2 separate regions of the Homo sapiens genome follow, and region 1 is linked to region 2. Evidence: read pairs that join two places in POLR2A ChIA-PET (ENCODE). Cell type or tissue: Panc1. All regions are shown on one strand. Each heading gives the region's core, and the rest is flanking DNA. Links, peaks and the distances in the headings are about the cores only.

What was found. Peaks named below come from ENCODE experiments on the same cell type or tissue, not always from the same donor. Only the 100,000 strongest peaks of a DNase experiment are listed, where the experiment ranks them.
Region 1: POLR2A ChIA-PET joins it to region 2 with 5 read pairs; 9 of 35 experiments call an interaction of 5 or more read pairs at or near these places.

Annotation. Positions count from the first base shown.
Region 1 is chr5:74,771,961-74,774,882 of GRCh38, reverse strand. It overlaps NSA2 (NSA2 ribosome biogenesis factor), which reads right to left. Exons shown (of 6, transcript NM_014886.6): 5 at 823-1,015. Among named protein-coding and RNA genes, the nearest start is that of NSA2, 6.2 kb to the right of the region's middle. In Panc1, for the core only: no CTCF peak of the experiment used is centred there; no DNase peak of the experiment used is centred there.
Region 2 is chr5:74,849,601-74,852,522 of GRCh38, reverse strand. All of the region lies in intron 1 of FAM169A (family with sequence similarity 169 member A), which reads left to right. Among named protein-coding and RNA genes, the nearest start is that of FAM169A-AS1, 15 kb to the left of the region's middle. RefSeq lists an enhancer at 302-481. In Panc1, for the core only: no CTCF peak of the experiment used is centred there; no DNase peak of the experiment used is centred there; H3K4me3 peaks cover 166 bases; H3K27ac peaks cover 2,009 bases.

The sequences.
Region 1 (2,922 bases), core at 324-2,823, 78 kb after region 2:
GTAATAGGTATTTTCTCTTAATGTTAGCATGTAAATATAAGAAGTATTTACATAATATAAAGTTGTGGCAAAAGAAATTTTTTCTTACGGAAGACATCTTTAGTCATTGGCTAATACTTCATGTAAGCTGACCTCACTTTTAAAATATGTTTGATATATGCCTCCCTTCCTCTGCTCATGGTTAATTTATTCTATTTTCTTATAATATTTCTTAGTTATAACTTTGCATCTGCTTCCCTTATAATAATTTTTATTAAAAAGGTTAAAAAAATTTTTTTTGAGATGGAGATTTGCTCTGTCTCCCAGTCTGGAGTGCAGTGGCACAATCTCAGCTCACTGCAAGCTCCGCCTCCTGAGTTCAAGTGATTCTCCTGCCTCAGCCTCCCAAGTGGCTGGGATTAGAGGTGCTCGCCACCACACCCGGCTGATTTTTTTGTATTTTTAGTAGAGGTGGGGTTTTGCCATGTTGGCCAGGCTGGTCTCAAACTCCTGACTTCAGGTGATCCACCCGCCTCAGCCTCCCAAAGTGCTGGGATTTACATGCGTGAGCTGCTGTGCCTGGCTAAAAAGGATAAAAATAAATCTAGCAGAATGTATTACACCTTATGTAACTAAAACCAGTAAGCTAAATTTTAAAACAATTGTATTTATAACAACTTTTTCTATAAAGTATTTTTTACTAAATATTTACATCTGATTTACAGTGTTTTAGCTCTACTGCATTAAAAAAATTTGCTGTATATTTTATTAATACATCAACTTGAATAGTATTTCTATTAGTACTGCAGAACACAGCAGCCCTGTATTCAAAAATTCACTTACCCCAAATAACTTTGCCTCCTTGTGTCACAAGGCCCAATTCGCTCACATTTACTTCAATGACAGTACCTTTGGTAATAACACCCAAAGTTGTATACAGTGGGGATGAGGGATTCTTCTTTACACCAAGTATTGGTAGGCAAAAGGTGGCTTTCAGTTCAGGATGTGTTACATGGGCTTTCTTGAAACGCAAGCCCTAGTAAGTCAAACACAACATAAGAATGTTTACGTCCAAAATGTTAACAGTGATGAGTAGTGGTCGTTTTCGCTTATCTTTTTCAACCATCTCCAAAAAACTATGGTTGAATAATGTCATCTTAAAGAAGCTAACAAAATATGTTTTACAGAGTAAAAAGCTGATGGTTACAGTATAAATATGTGGGGAAAACACCCACACAAATACTTAAGAATTTCTTTTTCTTTTGAGACAGGGTCTTGCCCAGTTGCCCACGCCAGAGTGCAGTGGCGTGATCTTGGCTCACTGCAGCTTGGACTTCTTGGGCTCAAGACATCCTCCCACCTCAGGCTCCTGAGTAGCTGGGACTACAGGCACGCACCACCATGCCTAGCTTATTTTTTTTTTTTTTTTTTTTGGTAGAGATGGGGTTTCGCCATGTTGCCTGCTGGTCTTGGACTCCTGGGCTCTCAACGTATCCACCCACCTCAGCCTCCCAAAGTGCTGGGATTACAGGCCACCACAGCTAGCCTCTGAAAAGTTTTTTTTTTTTTCACCCTGTAATAGCTACCTAGCAACATACCCAGATTTTTACTGTCTAGTCATCTACACTTAGACTTACTAAGGACTTTATATATACCAGGCCACTATGCTAGCTCACAACTGGCTCACTTAAACACAATAACCTCACAACAAACACATCCCCTCTCCTCTGTTTTCAAATGATGTAACAAGGATCAGCAGGTTAAATGACTTGTTTCCAGATTAAATGGTGAGTGGTAAACAGACTCAAACCTTAATATCCTGATTCCAAGTCTTTATATAACTCGGCTACCTTCCATGATGAAAAAAGGAGTGGACTGTCAGCTTTCTTTAGGTTGATGGCAATATGAGACTGGAGGAGACCCAGAGGAGTCTTTGTTACAGAAACTGGTTATGGAGTCACCCAGTCACCTAATAAGGTCTTTTAGGGTGTAGTACTTTAAACGTCACAACATTTTGCAGTCTTCATTTTTGTGTGCATGGGGATGGGGGGAAAAAATCACTAAATCAGTTTCTTAGTAACAGACTCATTAATCAAGCTTGTAAGAAACTGACACCATTCAGGATGCCATCTGATTATAATGACAAATCTGTGAAACTACAGAAAACCTAGAATAGCCTGACTTGTATATTCTCTCCCTGTAGAACTGTTAAGGCTACCAAAATATATTCAGACTATGAATATGAAACCAAAACAAGTCGAGTCCATGATATAATCCGGGGTGGGCAAACATTTTGTGTAAAGAACCCAATAGGTAAACACTTTAGGCTTTGTCAGGCCATATGGCCTCTGTTGCAACTGCTCAATTCTAGGGGTAGGGGTTATGCAATATGTAAATGAACAGGCATGACTGTGTTCCATTAAAATTTTATTTACAGAAACAGGCTATTTGCCAATATTTTAATCTATTAAAAATTACTCACGTTGGCCGGGCACGGTGGCTCATGCCTGTAATTCCAACACTTTGGGAGGCTAAGGCGGGCGGATCACGGAGATCGAGACCATCCTGGCTAACACGGTGAAACCCCGTCTCTACAAAAAAATACAAAAAAATTAGCCGGGCGTGGTAGCGGGCACCTATAGTCCCAGCTACTCGGGAGGCTGAGGCAGGAGAATGGCGAGAACCCGGGAGGCGGAGCTTGCAGTGAGCCGAGATCGTGCCACTGCACTCCCGCCTGGGATACAGAGGGAGACTCCGTCCCAAAAAAAAAAAAAAAAAATTACTCAGGTTGAACACTAGGATTATGGCATGTTGCAACTTTCCTCTCTCTGATACTTTGTTTTTTTGAGGCTGTGTATCTAACTGGGAGAATAGTTCAGTCTCTTTGAAGGGATTTTGCAAAAATATATCTTCAACTATGTTTCTCCCCAGGGGTGGGGAAGT
Region 2 (2,922 bases), core at 292-2,791:
AGCACCAGTGTTTGGTTTATTTATACAAACTTTTATTCAGTCATTCATTTATTTAGTAAATATGCTTTGAAGTTAGATAAGACTACTGTCTCTTGTACCTTCTTCCCATGGGCCTGCTGCCAATGAGAGGTAAGAATTGTACTGAATCTGGGTAAATAAGCCCACCTGAGTTTGCAAGAGAGTAGCACAAGCAGGTTAATGAGGCCATAGCTCCAAGTGCAGAGTTGGAGAGGCCCAAAAGCACAGAATTGGAGAGCCTGTGGTTCAGGGGCTGCCATTTTTCCAAATTGCTGAGATACTCTGCTATATAATGGCAGCCCATGGTTATATTTCTTAGTTGTCTAGTGAAAATACTAGGGAGTTTGGTCGGGTAGTGATGGGGATTGTGACTCAGCAGAATATTTCGCAAATGGTATGCCAAAATTAAGTGCCAAGTTTTGGTTTCTTTTTGCTTTTGTTGTGAGTTAGACATGTTTCCTTTAAAATGAAAACATCAGTCTTCATTGTTCTAAATGAGACAAATCTCTGTGATATTTTATGTTAAAAATATCTACAACAGTGAACATATAGTTAGACTCGTGTTTTTAAAAATTGGTTGTATCCTGGAGGTTTACTATGTCCAATCCCTGTTAACTTTACTAAAGTCCCTGTATAGTCAGATACGTGGTAGAGAAGCCAGGTATAATGTAAGAAATTTTATATTGTCAGTGTTGAAATGGACACAATTTTATGATTTATTAATTTAAGTGCTTATTTTTTCTTTCCTGAGCTTTGTACACTGCTGATTTATAAAGAGTATTTAGTAGTCTGGGTTGTGAAGTACCAGAGTTGCTGACATATTCCACAGGCAAATGTATTACTTTACTGTACTACAGTATGTAGTAGGATCATGTGGAAGCTTCAATTACAAGCCCATTTCTATTTCTTTCTCTCTTAAATATCTATTAATTTATTGTTAGGCTTTTGCAAATGTTTCGAGGCAAGTAAGTAGCATTCTCTATTTCCTGTTCATAGAATATAGATATTAAGATAATGATTTATCATCCATTCCTGGGTGTGGTAATTCAGTATGTATTTTGTGTTCCAACTGTTGAGCACCTTTGAAATAACTTTATGAGTTTCATTTCAGCCTTATGAGTCCTGCTTTGGCTCCCCAGGGTGGAACACTAAAAATTGATATTTTGTCTCCCTTGGAATTAGGATGGAGGCATGTAACCCAAATTTTGCCTATCACAAGATAGGCCGTATCCAAGAGAGACTGCACTACGAAGTGAGCTACTGGAGGAAGGAGGCCCTAAGGGGAATTGACTTTCTTCTCTTGTGTTTCCTGCCTTGGGGCCCTCTCTCTTCTTCCTTCACCTTACCAGGAGTAATTACTGTTAACACTATAATGTATCCTTCCAGACTTTGCTGTACAGACATATTAATCTTTTAAAAAACTTAGCTGGGTGTGGTGGCATGTGCCTGTATTCTTAGCCATTCAGGAGGCTGATGTACGAGGATTGTTGAGCCCAGAAGTTTGAGGCTATAGTGAGCTATGTTCGTGCCACTGCACTCCAGCCTGGGTGACAGAGTGAGATTCTGTCTCTAACAACAAACAAAAACAAAGCAAAAAACTAATGCAAGTAGGCATTTTTTCAAAAAAAGAAGTGGTTTGTTTTTCCTGTTTTATGAATTTTCTATTCATGACCTTTGCTTATTTATTTGCATCTTAGCTTTTAAAAAAAACACTGCATTATTCATCTGTATTAAGGTATTAGATTGTATAAGTCATACTGGTTATAATTTGCCTCTGAGTTTTTTCTTTTTAGATGCAAAAGTTTTGATTGATTTCTAGTTATTAGTTGCAGCAGTTTATTCCTTTCTCAACCAGAAGGAATTTTCCTCTATGTGTTCTGTATGTTCAGGTAATTTGCCCATGGTTACATAGCTAGTAATCCTGTTAGTTTGGCTCAAGAATACACTCCCTTAACCAGTATTTTATACCAGCTTTCACACACTCTCAAAATCCTTTGCAATATAGCTGGATTTTGCTTTTGAAGGCCTAAAACATACCAAATACGCAGTATCTTCATGCTTAAATGATTTCTTATCTAGGAGTATTTTCCTGTACATGAAGAGAGAATTAAACCTTGAGTTGGAAAGAATACTTGGAACACTTCCCCTGACATATATTAAGCAATCTTTAACCGTATTAGGGCTGCCTGAGATGCTGTGCTTTCAGACATACCAATGTGATGGAAAAAAACAGACATCGGAGTCCGACTGCCGGGTTCAAATACTAGCTCTGCTGCTTACTAGTAGTGTGGCCTTGAACAAGTTACTCAGCCACTTTGTGTCTTTGTTTCCTTTTCGGCCAAGTGAAGAGAATTAAAACACCCACCTCATGGGTTTTAGATAAAAGTTACATCAGGTGATACACGTGAAGTGTTCGGAATAGAACCTGGCACATAGTCCACTATCGGATTAGTGGTTATAACTTCAAAAGATGGTTTTGCTTCCTGCTTGAAATAAGGAGAGCCAACAGATATGAATCCCATTCAACTTCCTGCTCTATTACCTAATTTATAGGCCGTCCTAACCCATACATAATTAAATGTTTTTACTTTCCCAGAAAACAGAAAAGGATTGCTGAACAGTGTTGAGGCCCATCTGAGATTTTGATAGTTGTAGCAGTTATTTTGTCATATTCAAAAACTCGGCTCTCATAGTAGAAAAAGATGAGTGGTTAGAGGAATCTAGCGTTTAGGACCTTGTGTAGGGCAGGAGTGATGGAAGAAAAAGTAAGGTAAAGGGATTAGTTGAGCTGATGTAGTACAGGGCCCAGGTTAATTAGGGAAGGAAATGATGTTAGAAAACAGAAAAGGGAGGGATCAAGAGAGGAATCATAATAAGGTTCAGAAATAAGGTTGAGAGCATTGC